3 separate regions of the Homo sapiens genome follow, and regions 1 and 2 are each linked to region 3. The links are chromatin contacts, found by Hi-C or POLR2A ChIA-PET in ENCODE. All regions are on one chromosome and are shown on one strand. The core of a region is the stretch at or near the end of the contact, and the rest is flanking DNA. Distances in the headings are between cores, read along the strand shown.

Region 1 (4,291 bases), core at 1,011-3,510, 130 kb before region 3:
GCCGCCGTTACCACTGAACCAGTCATGCCAGAAAGTCATCACGATGATTTCAGAACTGTATTGTGATTTATGCAAAGCGCGCCGATAATTACAGCCGGGCGCACAGAACACAGGATGCATATGCTGCGGGTGTGTGCGCGCAGTGTTGTGCCTTTCGCCAGGGCTGAATGGGGTGTGTGTGTATTCCGTAGGCATCTTCTTGACACCATGCTTGATCGGGGACTGGTGACAGGAAAAAGAGGGAAGATACCCATTTTGATTTTGAGACAATTTGATGAGCCTTGGGAGTATTTTCCAGAAGTTTTGGTGCCTACAAATGAGCCAGCCTGGCAGGAGCGTTCGAGAGTAGGGGAAGAGGTGGTTTGGAGCCCAGGAAAGCCATCGTCCAGCCCCCGCACAGGCAAAGCAATTAGTAGTTCTCCTTCTCGAAACAGACCCCTAAATGCTTCCCCTGCAGACAGGCCTGGGTCTAGTCATCACCCCCCACACTGCCCTCATCTTCGCCCCAGATAAATTAGTTCCACCCTTGAAGTTCTTTGTCCTGAACCAAAGAACCCCATAATCGCGTCCGCGTTATGGGGGTGGTGGTGGTAGGTGGCTGAAGCAAGTGGATTTCTGGCGTGAACCAGAACCTGAGGATTCCAAACGGAGCCTGGCATCTTATTGTGTTTCTCAAATCCTGCCCGAAATTCCTCCCCTCTCTGGGCGCCGAGTTCGAGAAAGCGCTACGCCGCCGGTCGGGCTAGCTCCACAAGCGGCTGTACAAGTTGGCTGTCAAAAAACGCTGATTTCTCCTCCTGTCACCTAATAAACCCCTACGCGCTTATGGCCTCGTCCCACAATCCCCCAATCTCGTCCCAATTCGAAAAACCGAGGAGGAGGGAATAAACTGAGAGATAAAGATCCCCCCATCTTGCTCTTTCCCCGGGACCCCAGCCTTGGTCGCGGCGCCCCACTAAGGAGGACACAGGCTCTGGTGTGTGTGGTGTGCGAGACCCCGAGCTCGAGGCCGAGCCAAGGCTGGGCAGAAAGTTGCAATCACGTGCTGTCGGAGCCCACTGGAGCGCACAGCCCGCTCCCCCTGGGACGCCCAGGCGGAGGACCTGCTGCGCCCTCCCAGGGCTCGGGGGACTCCAGCATTCACTTGCACGCACAGGCGAACTCTGATTGAAAGCCCGGGATGACACCGAGTCTGGAGAAAGAGGGACCGGGGGGTGGGCTGGCGGAATTGCAGAGCGCCGGCCACAGCTCCCCTCCCCGCGAACGTCGAGCGGAGGGCGGGAGGTGTAACCTCTGACCTCTGGCCGGGTCCACGCCCTGAGGAGGGACTGGCAAGCTCTTGTTCGACAAGTTCAAGCTGCCGAGAGAGCTTAAATAGAATTAATCTCTTAGAGATCGGGGATCATCGCTCCCTCGGCATGCGCTCTCCCAGCGCCGCGCACAGAGCAAGGCGCGAGAGAGCTCAGGAATCGCGGGAAGGCAAGCGGAATGGGGAGGGGGTAGGGGATGAGGGCCTCTCTTCACTATTCCTCCGCCCGGAGAGCGGGAGCCCGCAACGCCCGCCGAGGACGAGCGGCGGGAGGGAACGCTCTGCCCTCCAGCCGCCCCGGTGCAGATAATGGAGGCGACAAGAGATTCGCTCAGCGTCGGATGGGCCAGCTCTGCTTGGGGAAGCTGGCGGCATCCTCCCCTCGGCTGGTGCCCAAACCCACTGCGCGAAGGCCGAAGGAACGCGGAACCTCCAGAAGACCCCATCCTCAGCCCTGACTTTCCGTAGATATGTGCAAAATGAGTAAATTACTCACCTCGGGCCAGATCCAAGTTTTACCCAACAGAAGGGGCACCGGACCAAGAATGAACCAACTCACATGGCCATGTCCGGCGCGCACAATCACACGCCAGCACACAGCCACCCAATTTCTTCCGCGAATCTATCTGGCACTCTGGAGAGAGGGGGAAAAGCGTTTTGAGAAAGCCCCGTCACCCCTCCCCTTCCTTCTTGCCGTGAAATATACGAATTCATTTTTATTACGAGCCGCACCGTCCTCACCATCACGCACGCACAGAGCCACACTCCCATATTCACACTTTCTAACTCGTAAGCTCCGACAGCGCCTGCATTTTCTTTGGGAGCCGCTTGGAGGTTCATTAATATCATTAGCATTTAACCCCCTCCCTCTTCCCATCCCCTCCCCGCACATGGCTGACGTCAGACCCCGCCAGGAGTTGGGGGAAAAGCTAAGTGGGCCAGGGACGCCCTATTCCCCTCCCCGCGGCTGCCTGTCAGAGCGCTTCTGGAGATATTACAGGGGACCCAGCCCGCAGCGACAGGCACAAAGTCACGGGGTAATGAACTTCGGGGACCCTTCGCCGCTGCGTGCGCGGCTCTCCCCGGAAACCCGGACCTGGCCGCCTCTTCCCTCGGAAGATTTCCCAGCAATCTAGTTTTCCCACTCTGCGCTTGGGTTCCGGCAGCGCGGAGCCCGTCTGCCTCTGAGACTGCGGTAGTGTTTTCCTTCTTTCCTTGGGAGACCAGCGGTCGGCAGAGATTGCCCACACTCTGCATGCCTATGTAGAGGGAGAGATCGAAGACTGAGTGACAGGAATGGGGAAAAAGAGGGATTTCGCTCCGTAGGAAGGCCATTTTCGTGTCTCCATCTCTGTCTTTCAACATCCCTCTCTTGCTGTTCTTCCTTCTTCCTCAGTCTTCCTGTCCATCTCTCCATCTGTCTGTCCATGTGTGTGTCCATATCAAGCAGCATTCCCAGCAGCTGCGGTTTTGCAAGAGCCGGGAAGAAACTTAAGGATGCTTAAATTTCCACTGTTGGACGAATTCTGAGCGCCCAGGGAGCAGCGCAGCGCGCGACTGACACCCACCTGTCCCGCCCAGGAGCCTTGCAGGCTGGAGGGCAGCTGGAGAGCGGCGGCGCCCGGCGGCGAGGCGGGCGCTGCCGGCCGGGACTCGGGCAGCGCCCACCAACCGCTCCGCCCCGGGACAGCCAGCATGAGCAAGCCAGCCGGATCAACAAGTGGGTACCTCTCGGGCCGCCGTGGGGCCTAGGCGCGCAGCCTGGGGCGAGCGAGCGGGGAGGCTGGGGGAGGTCCTGCCTGGAGCGCTGCGAATCTGAGCCCCTGAGAGGGATTCCAGCGGGCGTGTGCGTTCGGCCCAGACCTGTAGACCGTGAGTTGGAGCATTTCGTGGAGAGGGGAGAGCCGTTTCGTTGCCTCTGGATTGCTTGATCCCCCCTGTCTGGTGCGGTGAGAAGGTTACGACCCGCGCAGCCCACCAGTCGGATGAGTTGTCTCCATTTAGCCGCCAGGTGCTGGATGGGGGGGCCATGGGGGCGGGAACTGGGCCGCAGCTCCAGGCGGTAGCACAATAACACACTCGCTCAAAACTCCGAGCTCCAGCGCGCAAAAGCAACTCTGTGCAAAGCGGATTTTGAATGGAATGCTTTGCACCCCGTTTCTAGCTATTTCAAATAATCCTGCAAACTGGGAAGCAGAAACAATTTAAAAGTCACATTTTCCTTAATCCTAAATCCGCGTAGGTCATAACTGGGGAATTTAAAGTATGGCGAACCACTCTAGCAAAGAGAGGACCAAATCCCTAATCCCAAGGACTTTTCGAGCCGGAGCCCAGCAGAGGCAGGAGTGCGCGGCCTGCTCCCTCCGTGCGCTTCTCTCCTTCCTCGAACTTCCTTAGCTGCCGGCTCTCCGAACGCCAGGCCGCAGCTGACCTCTCACCACCCCGAGACTCACGAGCGCAGGGCTAAGTGTGTGTGCGAGGGCATTTGCTTGCACCCTGCCTGCGGAACCCAAGAATGTGCAGGCCCGAGCCAGCGTTGAGCAGGCGCGGTCACGGTGCTCAGATCTCCCGGGGGCATTTCAGTTCCCGCCATCCAGTGGCCCACGGCTGCGGGCTCCAGGGTCTGAGGCTGGGGACTACCGTTGCCGCCGCAGTCCCCATATCCCGAAGTTGCCTTGCTGCTTGTGTTGTTTTCGCAGATAGCATTTTTGGCGCTCTGTGCGTTCCTTCCCTCCCCCTCCCCCTTTCACTCGCCCTCATTGTCCTGAGTCTTTGAAAGTTGGGAGAATCGGAGATACTTCTGAGGACTGGTAATGAAGTCTCACTTAAGTGGGATGCAATTCCCGCCCTCCTACCCCCCTCCAAGAAGGAGGTTGTGTTTTCATTTTGTTTTGCTTTGGGTGCTGACCTTTAAAAAATTAGAGCAAAATGAACGTGAACAAAAAGAAAAGGAGAAATGTTTCGAGCTGGGGCAGAGGGAGC
Region 2 (4,398 bases), core at 478-2,977, 160 kb after region 3:
TGACCCCATCTCATGCTTACAGAGAATTTAACTGCTTCAGATTAGCTCTCTGTTTGGGGGCTGGTAATACTAGAGGTTATTATTTTATATATGCATATCTTTTTAAACAGGAAGCACCATTGCTGAAGGATCCATGATATGCTTCCCCAGGCCATTTTGCTATCCCTATTGTGAAGCGTTACTGGTTTCCTGGGGAGAGGAGTTCACATCACCCTGGACTCACACTTGCTGTCTCTTTTTTATTCCAAGGCTGAGTCCTATAGGTTCTTTTCTCTACTAAGTCTGTTGAAGGGAGGGTTCTATTCAAACACCATATCTTTCCATACTCACATACAAACACTGTGCCCTCCACACAGATGCCGTAACCTCAAGAGAAGTTTTAAACTGAACCAAAAGGGATGGGGGCAGGCATTGGTCCTGGGATTTTATTTTACCCCACTTACGAGCCTAAACCTAAAATAGGTTTGCCTTTTATTATTTCATAAGTGCTGACAGAAGACAACAGAGACCTGGGTCAGAGACACAGGATCTTATTAGCCTTGGCACAGATAGCAGTATGAGCATTAGCATGTTGTGTCAGTTCCCTCCTTGCTCCTTAGTCCCATGGAGTGGAGGGGAGGGTGTTTTGCTGAGGGCCTAGATAATTCCTGCAACAGGCAGTGAATTGTGTTACAGGAAAATAGCTCTGAGCTTGTGAAATCTGCCATTTTATAGCCAGACATAAGCAAGTCTGCTTTTTGTCTCGAGGGAGACATTGTCTCATCTTTCAAGGTTGCTCACTACACACACAACCTTGAGAAATGGTTAGGGCCTCGCATTCTTGGCATACTCAGCAAGATGTGATGGAGAGACCCATGGAGGGGCTTGTCTCTCCCAACAGGGGGCATTTACCGGACATTAGACCTTAAAGAACCGGGCTTCCTCCCTTTGTTTCAGTTGGCTTCTGTCCACTGAAGTCATCCACCACTTCAACAAAACTACATCTGAAGCACATTGTTCAGTTGCTTAAAACTTAAATTGTCTCAAGACCATTTCAATATGGGGATTTTGGATCATCCTGAAAATGGTGAAAAATCTAATTTATGGATTTTTAGATACAGCCCAAATATTCACATATTTGTGCTTGGCTAATATAATGTATTTACCCATCTTTTGAACAGATTTCAAAAAAAAAGTTTTTTCTTAAATACTTTTACTAGTGGAAGTTTTATGTCTCAAGCACTCTTGGTTTTCCACTTGGGAAATATCTATTCCAAATAGAAAATCATTTTGGAGAATATAACTTTGAACACCATTTTTTAAAAGAATAACAATTAGCTGACAAAAAGACACACAGCTTCAAGGTTATAGCTCTGTTTCAGAAGAAAGGTCTGTGAAAACTAAGACTGAAGCTTCTATGTGTTAAAACATACTTCCCCATAATTAAAAACTTCATGTTTCTTGCCTGTGATATTACTTACAAACACTCCTCTGCTCTCAACTGTGAGAATCAGATTAATGAAACTTAAAAACATTTCTTAGAGTGATCATCACATCTTCCCATACCTAAACTTTGGCTGAGACCCAGCTTCTGCCTCTAAGGTTGCCACCTTCTGGTTTAATGGAGTGTCTAGGACAGCTTGGTACCTTCTCTCCATCACCCATCATTACCATTACAATTCTGTCCCAGACACTGGAATCTGCAGTTTCAGTCTCAGTTTTTCTTACCAGTTAGACAGCTAGCCCAGTCATTTCCTGTTTCAATTCCCACTGAAGAACCTCTGAAACATTCACCAGTGCAAGCAACTTGAAAATGCTTAAGTCCGGCCCCCTTCCTTTTAGGCCGTCATTTGTTTCAATACGTTGTGCTAGACTGCCCAGAGTCCTGTAGCAGGCAGTATGCACACCCCATTGAAATATTTATTTCATCCTCTACAACAAAATTTTTATGGTCTTATGCCAAATATGAGCTGGCTCTACTCCTCCTCCAGTTCCTTAAATTCTCTCATGTGTCTTTTAGACTCCATTATATTCCTATCATTTCTACTTCTCACACTAGTTTGCATGGTGTCACAATGGAATAGTGATGGTATCAGTGGAAAAATACCACACAGTTTAAGACTATAAAATTTATTTAGCAGTCAAGGTTGCAGAAATGTATCCACATGGAGACACTTGCACAAAACAGAAGATAATAGAGCATATTCCCAGATGAAGCTGTAAGTTTTTTTGGCCTTTGAGGGCCCATTAGGTGACAAAGATAGCACCTGATCAAGATAAGGATCCCATTAGATCACCTTTGTCATTCTTAGGTGAGTGGGTTTATACCCTCCTGGTAAGTCTTGATTGCTGTGGAGACTCTGGCTATATGCCTGCCTGCTTGCCAGGTACAATTACCAGGTGCAAACCCTAAGCCATGACTGAATGTTTATTGTCAGTGTAAATCAAAGGTCAGTTTCCCATCCTTCAGCAGCACCAGTCACTGGGCCTTCCTGAAGTCTGTTCTTTTTTATTATTATTATTGAGACAGAATCTCACTCTGTTGCCCAGACTGGAATGCAGTGGTGAGATCTCAGCTCACTGCAACCTCCGCCTCCCAGGTTCGAGCAATTCTCGTGCCTCAGCCTACCGAGTAGCTGGGATTACAGGCGCATGCCACCACGCCCAGCTAATTTTTGTATTTTTAGTAGAGCTGGGGTTTCACCATGTTGGCCAGGCTGGTTTCAAGCAGTCCGCCTGCCTCGGCCTCCCAAAGTGCTGGGATTACAGGAGTGAGCCACCGTGCCTGACCCTGAAGTCTGTTCCTCAGAGAACAAGAGATAGAATTTCTGTCTCTGGCAATCAAAGAAACTGTCTACTTTCTTGAGGTTCTGACTGTTGTCTGGCTAATTCCTCAGTCTGGGGAAGGGATGAAGATATTTGGGATATTTCTGATGTTTACAGATTATGTTTTACTTCTTCTTAGCATCATGGCACAGAAGAACATTTAGGTTTTTCTACATAAGAAATAATCAGAAATGAAAATATTTACAGATGAAATAATACAATGTCTAGGATTTGCTTCAAAATAATCCAGTGTAGGAGAATTGAGGGGAGGTATAGAGGAAACAAGATTGACCATGCCATGTATTGAGTGGGTGATTTTACATTGGGGTTTTAATAGAACTATTCTCTTCACATGTGTTTATGTGTAAAATTTTTCATAATCAAAAGATTTTTAAAAAGATAGCCTTCTCTGTTTTTTTCTGATCATGCTTACTGCAGTTTTAAGTCTATTGATCTTCCCAACGAAACTGCTTTTGTTGTGTTGATTTTCTCTATTATTACTTTCTGTTTTCTATATCCTTAATTTCTGAACTTTCATTATTTCCTTTCTTCTGCTTAGTTTGGATTTAATTTGCTCTTCCTTTTCTAGTTTTTTAAGGTAGAAGATTAAGTCCTTGATTTTAAACCTTTCTGCTCTCATATAAGCACTTTCAAACTAAACTTTAGCTGCATCTCACATGTTTTATTATGTCATGTTTTCTCTCCTGATTTATTTTTTGGCCCATGGGTTATTAAAAGTGTGTTATTTACTTTCTGAACGTTTGGTGATTTTTTTATACATCTTTCTGTTAATGATTCCCAGATTTAACTAATTATGGTTACAGAATCTATGTTGTATGATTTGAATCCTTTTGAATTTATTGAGGCTTGCTTTATGGCCCAGAATATGATGCATCTTGGAACAAGTTTCTCATGCACTTGATTATGTATTCTGCTATTGTTAGTAGTGTGTACTTTAAAGGCCATTGGGTCAAGTTGGTTGACAGGGTTGTTCAAGTCTCCTATATTCTTACTGATTTTTTGTCTTCTTTTTCTATTAAGTATTGAGAAAGAGGTGCTGAAATTTCCAAGTATAATTATGGATTTTTCTATTTCCTCTTACAGTTCTGTCTGGTTTTGCTTCATGTATTTTGAAGCTCTGTTATTAGGTATATAAATGTTTAGGATTGATATGTTCTCTTGATGAATTGACCTCTTCATAAGTATGAAATGAACCTCATTATTCCTGGTAATATTCCTTCTACTATGCTTAATATTAATGTAGCCACTTCAGCTTTTTTAAAATTAGTGTTTGCATGATATGTCTTTTCTCATCTTTTTTACTTTCAGCCTATCTGTGTCTTTATATTAAAATGGGTTTCTTGTTGGCAACATATATTTGGGTATTTATTTTTTATGCAATCTGACAATCTTTTTCTTTTAATTGGGGATATTTAAACCATTTACACTTGATGTGATTGTTGATATGGCTGGGTTTAAATATACTATCTTGCTACTTGTTTTTTTTGTATTTTTTAGAAAAAAATTATTGAGATACAATTCACTCTTTTAAAGTCTATAACTCAGTGGTTTGTTAGTATATTTAGAGTTGTA
Region 3 (4,396 bases), core at 1,863-4,362:
TTACAATGGCTACTTAGTCTTCTGGTCATTCTCTTGACTACATCAATTATAATATAATTGAATACATCAATTACAATCTAAGTTATTAAGTTAATCTAAGTTATTTCCCTCTAAATTAGCTTACATTTGTACAAAATAAAGTTAATTTCCTAAGTTTCTACTTGCACAACCATGTGAAAATTTCCTGTAGGTCTTCTTTGGCATCAAATTATCCATGAGTGCTTATATCACCTCCATAATTATTAAGCTGTTGGAATTTCTAATAAAGGATAATTTCATTGGCCAAGGCAAGTGATTTTTCGGAGCAAACATAATGAAATCTAAATACTCTCTGAGAGTCTTTTGAGTGTGATAAATACATATGCAAGTCAAGGGAGAAACAATCAGATTTTTCAAAAGGTCTTTCACAAAGTGTCACACCAAAAATTAGCAACAAAATAAAAAAAAAATCACCATAGTATGGAAGAACAGTTTGTCATGTCAGGCAGTGGAATTACAGAGAGAAGATAAATAGTACGTGTAAATTGGCTTATTTTGACAGATACAATCAAAATAATTTTTTCCATGAATGATTTGACCAAGTTGGTAGAGACGTCTCTAAATTATTATACCGTGCTACACTTTCTCTTTCTTGTTTCTTTGGAATCCCTCTTCTAGTGTGGACCAACTGTCTGACTTCCTAGAGTTCTTCTTAGTGTAGTCTTTTCATTTGTTTTCACACAACTGAAGTTTCTCCTTCCTATACTCCAGACTTTCTTGCCTGCCTGACTTCACTGTATTCCCTGTTCTTGGAAGGTCTTTATCTCTTAAAAGTTAAGCTTGTAGTGCTTGCTTTGGCAGCACATATATTAAAATTGGAACGATACAGAGATTAGCATGATCTCTGCGCAAGGATGACACACAAATTCGTGAAGTAGTCCATGTTTTTAAAAATTAAAAAAAAAAAAGCTTTAAAGCTTGGGATGGTGGTTGGCACCTGTAGTCCCAGCTACTGGGGAGGCTGAAGCAGGAGGATCATGTAAGTTCAGGTGTTCAAGGCTACTATGCACAATGATGGAGTCTGTGAATAGCCACAGCACTTGGGCCTGGGCAACATAGTGAGGCCACTTCTCTTAAAAAAAAAAAAAACAAAAAACAAAAAAACAAAAGTTGAGTTTTTAGAAGGCCTTTTTGATTTACCAGCCAAACTGCTCTCTCATTGATTCCACAACACTGAATTATCTTTTAGCATGATCTCTGCGCAAGGATGACACACAAATTCGTGAAGTAGTCCATGTTTTTAAAAATTAAAAAAAAAAAAGCTTTAAAGCTTGGGATGGTGGTTGGCACCTGTAGTCCCAGCTACTGGGGAGGCTGAAGCAGGAGGATCATGTAAGTTCAGGTGTTCAAGGCTACTATGCACAATGATGGAGTCTGTGAATAGCCACAGCACTTGGGCCTGGGCAACATAGTGAGGCCACTTCTCTTAAAAAAAAAAAAACAAAAAACAAAAAAACAAAAGTTGAGTTTTTAGAAGGCCTTTTTGATTTACCAGCCAAACTGCTCTCTCATTGATTCCACAACACTGAATTATCTTTATTTTTAAAAAAATTTATTCTAAAAGTCTTTGTATTTTGTTCCCTCCCCCTTCCCCCTTCCCCTCCCCTTCACTCCCCCTTCCCCTCCCCTTCACTCCCCCTTCCCCTCCCCTCCTCTTCTCTTTTCTTTTTTTGAGACAGAGTCTCGCTCAGCTGCCCAGGCTGGAGTGCAGTGGCACGATCTCGACTCACTGCAGCCACCCTCTCCCGGATTCAAGCGATTCTCCCTGCCTCCGCCTCCCAAGTAGCTGGGATTATAGGCACCTGCCATCATGCCGGCTAATTTTTGTATTTTAGTAGAGACAGGGTTTCACCATGTTGGCTAGGCTGGTCTTGAACTCCTGACCTCAGGTGATACGCCTGCCTCAGCCTCCTAAAGTGCTAGGATTACAGGCGTGAGCCACCGCGCCGGGCCTTCTCTTTTTTTTTTTTTTTTTGTTTTTTTTTTGTTTTTTTGAGACAGGGACTCACTCTGTCTCCCAGGCAGGAGTGCAGTGGCACAATCCCAGCTCACTACAGCCTCCACCTCCTGGACGCAACCCCCACCTCGGCCTCCCTAGTAACTAGGACTACAGGGCACAGGCCACCATGCCCAGTTTTGTATTTTTTGCAGAGACAGGATCTCGCTATGTTGCCCAGACTGGTCTCAAACTCCCGGGCTCAAGCGATTCTCCTGCCTGGGCCTCCCAGGCATGAGCCACCTAGCCCGGCCTGTATTATCTTTTCTGGAATTCATCTCGCTTACTGGATTGCCAGCCTCTTCTGGACAGCAATTTGTACTCCTAATTCGCTTATTATAGTATGTCAAAGCATTTATTGTTTAATCAAATTAGGGCAGATCAATGAGAAGTTACCCTTCGGATACACTGTCCCATGACTTCTCCGTCCACCGACAGTCCTTCTTAGGCCCTTGGCTTTCCCATGCCACTTATACAATCTTTCAAAACATTTGAGTGCGTACCATTTATATTATTCAAATACGAAAAGGGAAAGCGGTAGGCGCACATTTCAGGTACTCGTCAAAGATGAGTTGGACGCTGGAGATAAAATAAAAAATGGGCCTACCATTTAGGGAGGTGTGACGAAGTGACACCACTCTTCCGTTAAAACCCGAGGGCCCATTGGGTCACCTCCATTTTATTCAGGTTTCGGAATCTCGGTCATGTGAGCTAACTTAAAAGGCTCAAGAGTGGTTACCTGCCTACCCGTCATAATCACTTCCCAATTCCTTGAAAACTTCGGGTTCCTCGGCCGGCCGCCAGCGCCGGGCGGAGAATCGCCCTCCCTCCCACTGCCCAGACTGGAGCTGCCTGTTCCGTTCCACCCCGCCCCACCCCACTGCATGCTGGGAGTCGTAGTCCCGGCTGGCAGCGTCCGGAAGGACGGGAGGGCACGGGAGTGCAGCCCGCCCATGTGGCTACTGGAGGTCACGTTCCCTAACTGATCCCTTGGTTCTCTCGGGTGGAGCCTTCAGCGTGCACGGCGGGGTTTGACTTTGCCACCGTCTCTCTTCTGGGTTCCAATAAAGTTTTCCTCTTCCTCTCCTCGTACGGAGTTCAAGATGGCGGCCTCCTGGTCGCTCTTGGTTACCCTGCGCCCCTTAGCACAGAGCCCGCTGAGAGGGAGATGTGTTGGGTGCGGGGCCTGGGCCGCCGCTCTCGCTCCTCTGGCCACCGCCCCTGGGAAGCCCTTTTGGAAAGGTCAGTGACTGTGCCATGAGTAGTCCGAGCCGACTGCATATGACTGGAGAAGCCTCTGGGATTACCCTCCCTGTCCGATCTACCCCAGGTGTCTCCTGCTTTCACGAAGCTGAGGGCTCCTCGAGAGGAGTTTCCATTTCTCTTGACCTTTTATACTGTCTGTGAATGAGCCCTGAGCACTGAGGGAAATGACCCTGAGTGACTTTCATTTTGAGGGTCAGAGGTTGACTCAGAGTTTGTTCCTTCCGGGACGTTTAGAGAGCTGAACCTAGTGGGAGTGCCTGGCTTGAAGAGATGCAGGTGTGGGGTTGGGGCCTGGGGACCCCTACCCTCTGCGTTTTCCAAGCTCTCGGGGCTGGTGACTGACGGGCACTGGAGGAAGAGCCGCGCCTGGGACCTCTGCAGGCCCTGATGTCTCTCGTGATTCTAGGAAGGAAGGTCCACACACATTCTCAGATTGAGGGATCGATTCTTGGTGTTCTTTTCAAGTCACTAGGGGCTTCAGTGGAATTATTTTGTCACCGGGCTTTCTTTCTCCCTGGCTTCCTTCATTCAGTTATATGTTCATGAATGAATGAATGAATGTATATTCTGAGTAACCAAGAGTGCCAGTTTTACTGCTCTATTCATGTATTCGCACTAAACTGCACGATTTTCAAAGGCAAGGACATTGTGTCATTGTTTCCTAAGCACTTAGCGCAATGATTGGTACTTGACGTGCAAATATGATTTTTGAGTGAATGAATGAATGAAATTATTCTCCTTGTCTCCCTCATCCACATACTCGTTTTCCTTTTTCTCAAATCCAAGCAACCCCTGTAATATACCTTAATAGATTGATAGACCTTAATAAGGTATATACCTTAATAGATTATTTATTAATTTAGCTAAAAATATGACAATCTTTGACCCTTATCATCAATGCAGTTGAAATTAATACTAGAACTTTGATTAGGTCACCTTACGTCTTTCTGCAAAGATTAGCATAATGCATTTAGTATAATGGAATAGGCTCCACACACTGCCTGGGGGTAGCCCTGATCTGCTGGAGTAGTCGTTAAAAGTAAATAAATAAATAAAGATATAATGGAATATTCTGGTAGTGTAAGCTGTGGATTA

Evidence for each region. Hi-C counts contacts between places; a loop is a spot of excess contacts on that map. ChIA-PET counts read pairs that join two places held with the same protein, here RNA polymerase II (POLR2A). Pooled maps may share reads with other maps.
Region 1: a loop to region 3 is called in a pooled map, with 2.5 times the contacts of the local background. The contact joins the promoter of NR2E1 here to the promoter of AFG1L in region 3. A Hi-C loop is called at or near these places in 1 of 168 maps with a recorded cell type or tissue (sciatic nerve) and 3 of 50 pooled maps. POLR2A ChIA-PET finds 5 or more read pairs at or near these places in 1 of 52 experiments (HEK293T).
Region 2: a map of endothelial cell of umbilical vein shows a loop between it and region 3 (9-fold over the local background). The contact joins the enhancer-like site here to the promoter of AFG1L in region 3. A Hi-C loop is called at or near these places in 1 of 168 maps with a recorded cell type or tissue (endothelial cell of umbilical vein) and 10 of 50 pooled maps. POLR2A ChIA-PET finds 5 or more read pairs at or near these places in 4 of 52 experiments (HEK293, HepG2, activated CD4-positive, alpha-beta T cell and 1 more).

What each region holds. Positions count from the first base shown.
Region 1 is chr6:108,163,762-108,168,052 of GRCh38, forward strand. NR2E1 (nuclear receptor subfamily 2 group E member 1) reads left to right here and starts at 2,261. Exons shown (of 9, transcript NM_003269.5): 1 at 2,261-3,029. The coding sequence starts at 3,005. RefSeq lists enhancers at 1-402, 1,304-2,205, 3,106-4,007.
Region 2 is chr6:108,452,169-108,456,566 of GRCh38, forward strand. All of the region lies in intron 8 of AFG1L (AFG1 like ATPase), which reads left to right. Among named protein-coding and RNA genes, the nearest start is that of FOXO3, 110 kb to the right of the region's middle. Within about 2 kb of position 1,728, at least 3 of the 41 ENCODE cell types and tissues checked have a DNase peak (open chromatin) inside an H3K27ac peak, as active enhancers do; they include endothelial cell of umbilical vein, where a contact is called at or near this core.
Region 3 is chr6:108,291,942-108,296,337 of GRCh38, forward strand. AFG1L (AFG1 like ATPase) reads left to right here and starts at 3,113. Exons shown (of 13, transcript NM_145315.5): 1 at 3,113-3,277. The coding sequence starts at 3,139. It also overlaps the pseudogene RNU6-1144P. RefSeq lists an enhancer at 2,965-3,454.